2 separate regions of the Homo sapiens genome follow, and region 1 is linked to region 2. Evidence: chromatin loops called from intact Hi-C (ENCODE). Cell type or tissue: GM12878. All regions are shown on one strand.

Region 1 (5,000 bases), 51 kb before region 2:
ACCTATGTATTGTCTATAAAAAAGTCCCCTCAAATATAACAATATAGACATGCTTAAAGTTAAAGGATGGAAAAAGATATATCACACAATCAAAATAATGCAGGAGTGACTATATTAATAATAGATAAAGGAGACTTTAGAGCAAAGAAAATTATCAGAGACAGAGAAGGATATTATAATACATAATGAAAAAGATCAATCCACGAAGAAGACATAGCAATCCTAAATGTGTATGCGCCAGAGTTGCAAAATGTGTGAAATAAAACTGACAGAACTGAAAGAATAGACAAAACCACAGTTATAGTTGGATACTTGCACACTTTTCTCCTTTTCTCTCAACAATTGGTAGAACAACTAGACAGAAAACCAGCAAGGATACAGAGGAACTAAATGAGCATTGACATTCAAAATCCTTAAAAACACATTTGCAAACAATATTCAGCAATATGTAAGCTGAATTATCACCATGACTAAGTAGGGTTTACTCCAGGGAAACAAGGCCGGTTCAATAATAAAAACCCAATTAATATAATTACCATGTTAACTGGCTAAAGCAAAACAAAATAACATGGTCATATCAATTGATGCAGAAAATGCATCAAACAAAATTCAACATCTATTTATGACAAAACTCTCAGAAAACTAGGAATAGAGGGAAATTCCACAATTTCTTTAATGATGTGTCTTTCTTTTAATCTATAAAAATTTAAGGGGCACAAGTGCAGTTTTGTTACATGGAAATAGTGCATAGTGATGAAGTCTGGGTTTTTTTTGCTGTTGTTGTTTTGTTTTGTTTTGTTTTTTGAGACAGAGTTTCGCTCTTGTTGCCCAAGCTGGAGTGCAATGGCGCGATCTCGGCTCACCACAACCTCCGCCTCCCGGGTTCAAGTGATTCTCCTGCCTCAGCCTCCTGAGTAGCTGGGAGTACAGGCATGCACCACCACACCCGGCTGATTTTGTATTTTTAGTAGAGACAGGGTTTCTTCATGTTGATCAGGCTGGTCTTGAACTCCCAACCTCAGGTGATCCGCCTGTCTCGGCCTCCCAAAGTGCTGGGATTACAGGCATTAGCCACCACATCAGGCCTGGGCTTTTAGTGTAACCATTGCCTGAATAATGTTCATTGTATCTATTAAGTAATTTCTTATCCTTCAAACTCTTCCCACCCTTCCACCCTCTCCAGGCTCCAATGTCTATCATTCCACACTCTATGTCCATGTGTACACATTATTTAGCTCCCACTTTTAAGTGAGAATATATAGTATTTGACTTTCTCTTTCTGAGTTAGTTTAGTTTTACTAAAGATAATAGCCTCCAGTGTCATCCATGTTGCTATAAAAGATGTGATTTCATTCATTTTATGGCTGAACAGTATTTTTTTGTGTACATATACACATTTTCTTTATCCAATCATCTGTTGATGAATACGTAGGTTGATTCATATCTTTGCAATTGTGAATTATGCTGCGATAAACATATGAGTACAGGTTATCTTTTTGATATAATAATTTCCTTTCTTTTGGGTAGATATCCAGTAGTGGGATTACTGGATTGAAAGGTAGTGCTATTTTAAGTTATTCGAGAAACCTCCATACTGTTTTCCATAGAGGTTGTGTTAATTTACATTCCCACCAACAATGTATCAGTGTTCCCTTTTCTCCAAACCCTTCCAATATGTTAGTTTTTGACTTTTTAATAACAGCTATTCTGACTGGTGTAACAATATATCACTGTGGTTTTAATTTGCATTTCTCTGATGATTAGTGATGTTGAGCATTTTTTCACATGCTTGTTGGCCATTTGTATAAATTCTGCAATTTGATTTACAAAACTTCTACAGCTAACTCTACTTGATGGTGAAAGAAAAACTGAATGCTCCCTCTCAAAACAAAAATGTCTGCTCTCACCATGACTAACATAGTACTGGAAGTTCTATGTGGTAAAATAGGGCAAGAAAAGGAAATAAAAAGAATATAGCTGAGAAAGGTAGAAATGAAACTGTTTCTTTGCAGATGACATATGCTATGATTTGAATGTGGTTTGTTTGATCCTGCCAAGTCTCATGTTGAAATCTGATCCCCAATGTTGGAGGTGTGGCAAGGTGGGAGGTGTCAGGATCCTCATGAATGGCTTGGTGTCATTCCCATGGGATTGAGTGAGTTCTTAGTCTGAGTTCCCGTGAGAACTGGTTGTTGAAAAGAACCTGGCACCTATTATTCCCTCTCTTGTCATGTGATTTCTATACTCCAGTTCCACTTAGTCTTCTGTCCTGAGCTTCTTGTATATACAGCCTGCAAAACTGTGAGCCAAATAAACCTCTTTTCTTTATAAACTACCCAGGCTCCAGATTGGAGGCATTGTTAGCATGCCTCACCCACTTGCAAAGAGCAAAATAACGTGCAGAGATTTATGCTGTAAACTTTTATCCAAGAAGAAACACAGTAACTCAACAGAAAAAATGAAAGAAACTTCAGACACTTTGAAAGCTGTGGGTGGCAACCTACATGGTGAGTCAGGTGAAAATATGTCTCCAGGGTGTGAAAGCGGGGAGACTGCCTCCATGATTACACATTGACACTGGGGAACTGGGCAATCCAGGCCACAGGGGAATGTCTCAACCCTACCAAGCACTGGTGCTGATTTGGTGAGCCACAAGGAGCATATGAGAAGTGATGGCTCATGCCTGTAATCCCAGAACTTTGGGAGGCTGAAACGGGTGGGTCACCTGAGGTCAAGAGTTCAAGACCAGCCTGGTCAACATGGCGAAACCCTGTCTCTACTAAAAATACAAAAATTAGCTGGGTGTGGCGGTGCATGCCTGTAATCTCAGCTACTCAGGAGGCTGAGACAGGAGAATCGCTTGGACCCGGGAGGTGGAGGTTGCAGTGAGCCAAGATCGCACCACTGCAATCCAGCTTGGGCAACAGAGCAAGACTTCACATATAAAAGAAAAAAAAATTGTTTTGCGTGCACTCCCACACCCTAGCAGGGATGGAGGGAAGCCATTGCTGATCCTACTTCATAAGGGACCTCACAGAATTCTGCCAGCTAACTCAGACAGTGGTCACAGGTTGGAAGAAGCTGCCAACTAAAATAAGCAATCTAATCTACTGTGGGTATAAACCCCATTGATCAGAAATGAGAGGTGAGCAGGAAGCAGGCTTTTGCCACAGAGGCAGGTGCTGGGAGCCCCTGCTTTGCAGGCAAACTGGGAGGGGTGTGGCCTGGAAGCCTTGGTCTTTGTCTTGGGCAGAAGGACTTACAACCAGGGGCAGTTTTGCATGCTGAGGGCAGACTGCCTGGGACCCAGCTGTTGCCAGAAGTCTGTGAGTGTGAGACCCAATGTGTTAAGAAAGTGAGAGCTGGGTGGGTCTCACTGCTGCCTGTTACCCCTCTCCCCTCCCTGAGGATTCTTTTATGCAACAGAGGCAGTTCCGCTCCTCCGTGGAACATTACCCCAGTGGCCAGGGAACTGCCCTCGGATCGCCACTGGGGTCACAGCCTGAGTCCACACCTGGTGAGCCAGAGTGAGGACTTGCCTGATCCAGGCCCCACAGGCTATGCCCCTAGCCTAACACCACAGACAGGGACTTTAGGGAGTTCCATGACCCTGCCCATTGCCTGGGATATGAGTGTTTCCCCAGGGTAACATAAGCCAAGTATAAATCCCCAAGGCCACCACTGTAGCTGGCTCTCTCCTGCTAGTGCCACTTCACTGTGAATCCTACTGCTCCTCTGAATTTGTCTATCCTGTGCAGCTGTCTCAAGCCAGTCTGGTATTGGGGGCTGTTTACAAGGGATCTAGTGATGAGAAGACACAAGGGTTGAAGGTACTTGAGCAGAACAAACTTCTGCAATGGGTACGCATCCAGTATGGTGCCCACTCCTACAGCTTAGGACCAGGCAGAAAGGGAAAGGACCTTGTATGAGCAAGATAATGGCCTCAACAAGTCCCTAAATTGTAGTTGGAGGTCAACTGACACAGCCCTCTACAATGTCTGCTAACATCATAACACGGTGCTCAGGAAGGAGAAAACTTTTGCATGACCTCAGCTAACACTATTACTCACACCAATCAGGCTGCTCAGGAGGCCTTGGGCCTGTTCATGTACCCAGTACATTACTACTACATCTGACAATTGAGAAAGCCACTGCACTAAGGCTACTTATAACCAAGGAAATCTTACAGAGTCTATGCCACTCCCCTACTGCCACCATCAGAGTTGGTGCTTGAACCTGCCCTTATGAGATGAGAGGACAGGTCAGCCTTGCCCAGCTCCACCCAACATCACCCATCTCTGGAGCTAAGAGTAGGGACCAAACCATTACACATTCCGCAGACCTGTCCATAGCCTGAAGCACTAAAGAGCTTCTCCAGAGCTTCTCCAGATGGTTGACTATAGATGCTAGTAACCAATTCACCTCAGAAGAAAGAAACAAAATCATAAATAAATAGTCACATCCCAAATAGAGTGTTACAGGGAGAGGGCTGGAGTCCATCGGAGAATTCACTGGAAGAATCCACAACATGCACATAAGAGAAAGTAACAAGAAGCTGGAAGAGTATCAAACCCTGAGAGACTCAAGTATTCTGTGGAAAGGGTATTCTCTAGCCTTTGACTGCTGGTATCCAAACTCAAGGAGAGCTTCGCTGCCCTCATGAGTCCAAATGCTGGAGTGGGCTGCAATCTGGGGACTTCTTGGGTCCTTGCTCACACAAAGTCCCCTCCCTTTCCCTCTGGTCCTGAGCTGTAGTAGCAGGCAACATACTGGGTGTGCACCCATTGTGGATCATTTGTTTTGCTTGAGGACCTTCAGCCCTTGTGTCTTCCCCATGACTATATCCCTTGCCAAGATTCTCCAGCACAGGCCTGGATTGTGGCAGTCCCTGAGGTGGCTAAACCCAGATAAGCAGCTGGATTCACAGTAGTCTGGCCCGCATAGATCACCATTCCCATGGGAATGGGGAGTGCACCACACAAAGGGAACACCCCTTGGGA
Region 2 (5,000 bases):
TCATTTAGGGACCCAAGTTCCTTCCATCTCTTGTTCCCTAGGAGTTTTCTTAGGCAGGGGAGAAAAGAGTTATTTTTATGTATTTTGTACAAGATGTGTTTTGTTCAATTCAGATTGACAGTCATCATCTCTTCAAACAGTGCTTTTCCCCAATTCTCTCCATTTTGAAATAGATTTACCTTATTTCATATATTTTTTCCTATTTATACATCTCTTAACACTGATAGAAAGTAGTTATCTTTTTAATGCTCTGCCTTATTGAAGAAAAAGCCACCCCTTTCCTAAAATAGTGATCATTTGTGGGTAAAAACTCCAGACATATTAAAATCAAAGAATAAATCTTTTCTCAACTAAACTGTATCTGCCTCCTGCTCAAAATATTAAAATAGTTTGTCCTTGGGGAATTCTCCCTCTCCTGCAGGTGACAAGTGAACCGTATGCAATACTAAAGAACTTTCATCCCAGGATTTCAAGATTTTAGGGAAAAAATGGATAATTTATGTAATTATAATAAAAATTCTACTGAAAATTCACAAACTTTGCCTGACTCAGAATACTAAAGCCAACTAAAAAGTAATAGCCACTTTTCAATACCACTGGATAACAAATAATATAACTTGATTTAAAAATTCCCATAAAAGAATTTTTAAAAAAATTTTAAAAGATTTTTAAAAATCGTAAGTGAGTCAAGTAGAATTTTCATGATATAGTAAAAAGAAAAATATTAAAGTGTTCCCTTTTAAGACTTCCCAGTCAGGCAACACGGGGATACTGAATGAAGGAATTTCAGAACTGGAAAAAATATCCTCAAAGAATGTTATTAGCAGATCAAACACAAATGAATACTAACGTTAGCCCCTAATCTTATCATTAGTAGCTTCATTCCCATGGTGGCTGAGAATATGTGGTCAATAGTAACTGATTCAAAATACACAGATACTGCAAAGAAAAAGGCACGCACCACCACTCCCAGGTAATTTTTGTATTTTTAGTAGATACAGGGTTTCACTATGTTGGCCAGGCTGGTCTCGAACTCCTGACCTCAGGTGATCCACCAGCCTCAGCCTCTCAAAGTGCTGGGATTACAGGCGTGAGCCACCCCACCCAGCCTGGTTGTATATTTCTGACACATGTTACAGAATGTCAGACAGCCATTAAAAGTGTTGTATATAGATGTTTAAATGTAGCAAAATGTATGCAGCATATTAAAGTATTTTTTTTAAGGCAGTTAAAAAACACACTGGGACTCCAGGGTTAATGGATCTTATAAAATGACTGAACTGCAGGATAAAAAGGTTTTCTTTGGCAGTAGGGGAAGGTACAAATATAAAGTTACATAAACAATAATTACTGAAAAACAAACGGAATCCAAATCACGGAACAGCAGAGGAAAGGCCTCAGGAAATCCAATTGTTCACACAAGCAGTAAGAATATTGACAAAACTCATCAAACTTTTTCAGAACTCCGGAAATTCAACAAGAGCATACAACGATCCGAGCATTAAATCAAGAAAAATGGCTGAAACCTCACTAAGTAGAGTGAGCTTTGGGGTATGTGAAATTGCCCTATTCTCAACCCTTCTCCCCAACTCTGTAGTAGGTTTATATATCAACAGCCACAAAATCATAGTACACATGAAAAACCAGCAGACTAGCAACAACATGAAGGAGGAACAGAACAGCTTTAGAACTCCCCCAAATCACCATCTTAGTAAACTGTTACTATTTGAATGTCTGACAGCTCCTTGAACACAGGCATTAAGAGCTTTTCTTTAAATGACCTCAGAGCTCACATAGATGCAAATGGCCTTTTTTCTAGGCATATAAAGGAAATAATCAGTTGCAACCATTTAACACTGCAGCTGCCTAAAACAAATCTTCTTAAACCTGGGGGATGAAGTGTCCACGGGGGCCACTGAAAATCTCCAACATATTCCTGGAAAGTCAGAAAGCTATGCACACACATAGGTGTGGGCCTATAGTAAGTAAAGACCTGAGCTAATACTCCCACACCTCTGGCTGAACTGGATGCTCTACAAAAGCAGGAAGTGAAAGCTCAAGTAGAATTGGGCACTTCCTATGAGAGCTTTCAAGTTATGCCTAACACATACAGTGAGAAACTCTGCAAAGGCTAGGAGACTGATTCGTTCAAAGCATTTAAGTAAATTCCTGTTCAATCATTAACTGACCAGTAAGCTAACTCAGCAAAGACCTCAATGGCCACCTATGACAAAGAATACATAATTCACAGAAAATTTTCAGGAAAGATGCTAAACAAACAGGCAACTCCACAAATATAAACATCAACACCACCACACTTTGAAGTAGGGAGACCTGATTTCTGGAGTTAATATATTATTCTAAATGTCCAGTTTTAACAAAGAAAGATGAGACATGCAAAGAAACAAGAAATTGTGGTCTGTATATCTGAAAAATGAAATTAATAGACACTGTCCCTGATAAAGTCCAAACACTGGACTTACTAGACAAAGACTTTAAATCAAATATTCTAAATATGCTCAAAGGGCTGAAGGAAATCATGTACAAAGAACAAAAGGAACTCCTGAGAAAGATGTCACACCAAATAGACAAAATCAATAGAGACAGAAATTACTAAAAAAAAAAAAAAAAAAAATTGACTTGAAAAGGCAATAATGTGAATAACCATGTTCAATAATGTACAGAGATCATACCAAGGATGTTTTCCCACCATCATGGAATGAAATTATAAATCAGTAACAGAAAGAAATTTAAAAATTCACAAATATGTGAAAATTAAAAACTGTACTACTAAATAAACAATGGGTCAAAGAAAAACTCACGAGAGAAATCAAAAAACACATTGAGATGAATGAATAAAAAAACCACAGAATATCAAAACTAATGGCATGCAGATAAGTAGAGGGAAATTTATAATTGAAAATGCCTGTATTTTAAAAAGAAGAATGATCTCAAGTCAATAATTTAATCTTTTAGCACAAGAAACTAGAAAAAATAAGAGAAAAATGAACCTAAACCAACCAGAAGGAAAAAAATAATAAAGACTAAAAAAAAAATAAATAAAATGGAGAAGAGAAAAATAATTTTAAAAATAAAACCAAAAATTGATTTTTTGAAAAGGCTAACAAAAATCAATAAACCTTTAGCTAGGCTGACCAAGAAAAAAAGGGATAAGACTCAAACTATTAAAGGAAGGATGAAATAAGGGACATTAACATCAATCTTAGAGAAATAAAGAGGACTTAAATAGGATACTATGAACTAATATGTGCCAACAAATTAGATAATCTAGATTAAATAGACAAATTCCTGGAGAAACACAAACTACTAAAACTGACTGAAGAAGAAATAGAAAATCTGAAGAGAAATGGTAATCAAAAACATTTCCATAAAGAAAATCCCAGACCCAGCAAGCTTTACTGATAAAATCTATCAAACATTTAAAGAATTAATACCAATCCTTCAAAAAATAGAAGAGGAAACATTTCCTAACCCATCCTAGGAGTCCATTATTGGCCCTGGTACCAACACCAGACAAAGGTATCTCATCCACATATATAAACCAACAAAACACAGAATGGATATATACCAATATCCATTATGACTATTAATGTAAAAATACTCAACAAAGTATCAGCAAATGAATGCAGTGACATTTAAAAAGGATTATACATCATGACCAAGTAAGATTTATCCCAGATATTTTAGATGGGTTCAAAATAAGAAAATCAATCAATGAAGTAGTATATATTAATTAAATAAAAAACAAAGATCACATAATCATCTCAACAGATATAGAAAAAATATTAAAAATCTAACAACTTTCCATGATGAAAGCACTCAAGAAACGAGGAATAGAAGGAAACTTTCTCAATCTGATGAAGGGCATCTCCAAAAAAACCCACAGATAACATTTTTCTTTTCTTTCCTTTTTTTTTTTTGAGACGTAGTTTCGCTCTTGTTTCCCAGGCTGGAGGGCAATGGCACAATCTCAGCTTACCACAACCTCCGCCTCCCGGGTTCAAGCAATTCTCCTGTTTCAGCCTCTCCAGTAGCTGGGATTACAGGTGTACGCCACCAAGCCAAGCTAATTTTTGTATTTTTCAGTAGAGACAGGGTTTCATCACATTGGTCAGGCTGGTCTTGAACTCCTGACCTCATGTGATCCACCTGCCTCGGCTTCCCTAAGTGCTGGGATTACAGGGGTGAGCCACCGCACCCAGCCCACAGGTAACATTTAATGGTGAAAGATTAAAAGGTTTTGCCCTAAAATCAGGAACAAGACAAGGATGTCCACTCGCAGCCCTTATTTTCAAGATTGTATTGGAGCATCTATCCAGGGAAATTAGGTAAGAAAAAGATTTAAAAGCTATCCATATTGGATATGAAGAAGTAAACTATTACTATATGCAAATGACATAATATTCTACATAGAAAACCTAAAGAACTCATAAAAACGATTAAAGCTTAAACACGAGTTCAAGATTGCAGAACACAAGATCAATTTATAAAAATCAAATGAATTTCTATATGATAGCAATGAACATTCTGATAATAAAATTAAAAAGCTCCATTTAACCTAGTATACAGAATAAAATATGCAGGAAGAACTTAAAAGAATGAAAGAATAATGTATTAAAAACTACAAAACCACATTAGAAGAAATTTTAAAAGACCTATGACACCTAAAGCACAAGCAACAACAAAAAATTAGATAAATGAGACTTAATCAAAATTAATAAAAAGCTTTGAGCTTCAAATGATATTATCAAGAAAATGAAAACACAACACATTCTCTGTTTTCCCCACAATAATATGGACTGCATGATGTTACAGACTAAATTCTTTTTTCATTTTTATATTCTCACTGTTTGGCCCATTATGGAAACTCAATAAATGTTTATCAGATAGTTGTATAATCCATGCAAGGATGCATGACCAAATAGAAACAACTATACATGAATAAACCTGTAAGCCTTAGGTCTCTTTGGCTGCCTTTG

Evidence for each region. Peaks named below come from ENCODE experiments on the same cell type or tissue, not always from the same donor. Only the 100,000 strongest peaks of a DNase experiment are listed, where the experiment ranks them.
Region 1: it touches region 2 in a loop (2.1-fold over the local background); 3 of 110 quality-filtered maps call a loop at or near these places.

What each region holds. Positions count from the first base shown.
Region 1 is chr16:47,571,881-47,576,880 of GRCh38, reverse strand. All of the region lies in intron 7 of PHKB (phosphorylase kinase regulatory subunit beta), which reads right to left. Among named protein-coding and RNA genes, the nearest start is that of PHKB, 110 kb to the right of the region's middle. In GM12878, no CTCF peak of the experiment used is centred here; a DNase peak (open chromatin) is centred at 2,048; H3K27ac peaks cover 244 bases.
Region 2 is chr16:47,520,597-47,525,596 of GRCh38, reverse strand. All of the region lies in intron 6 of PHKB (phosphorylase kinase regulatory subunit beta), which reads right to left. Among named protein-coding and RNA genes, the nearest start is that of PHKB, 62 kb to the right of the region's middle. In GM12878, no CTCF peak of the experiment used is centred here; a DNase peak (open chromatin) is centred at 2,066; H3K27ac peaks cover 943 bases.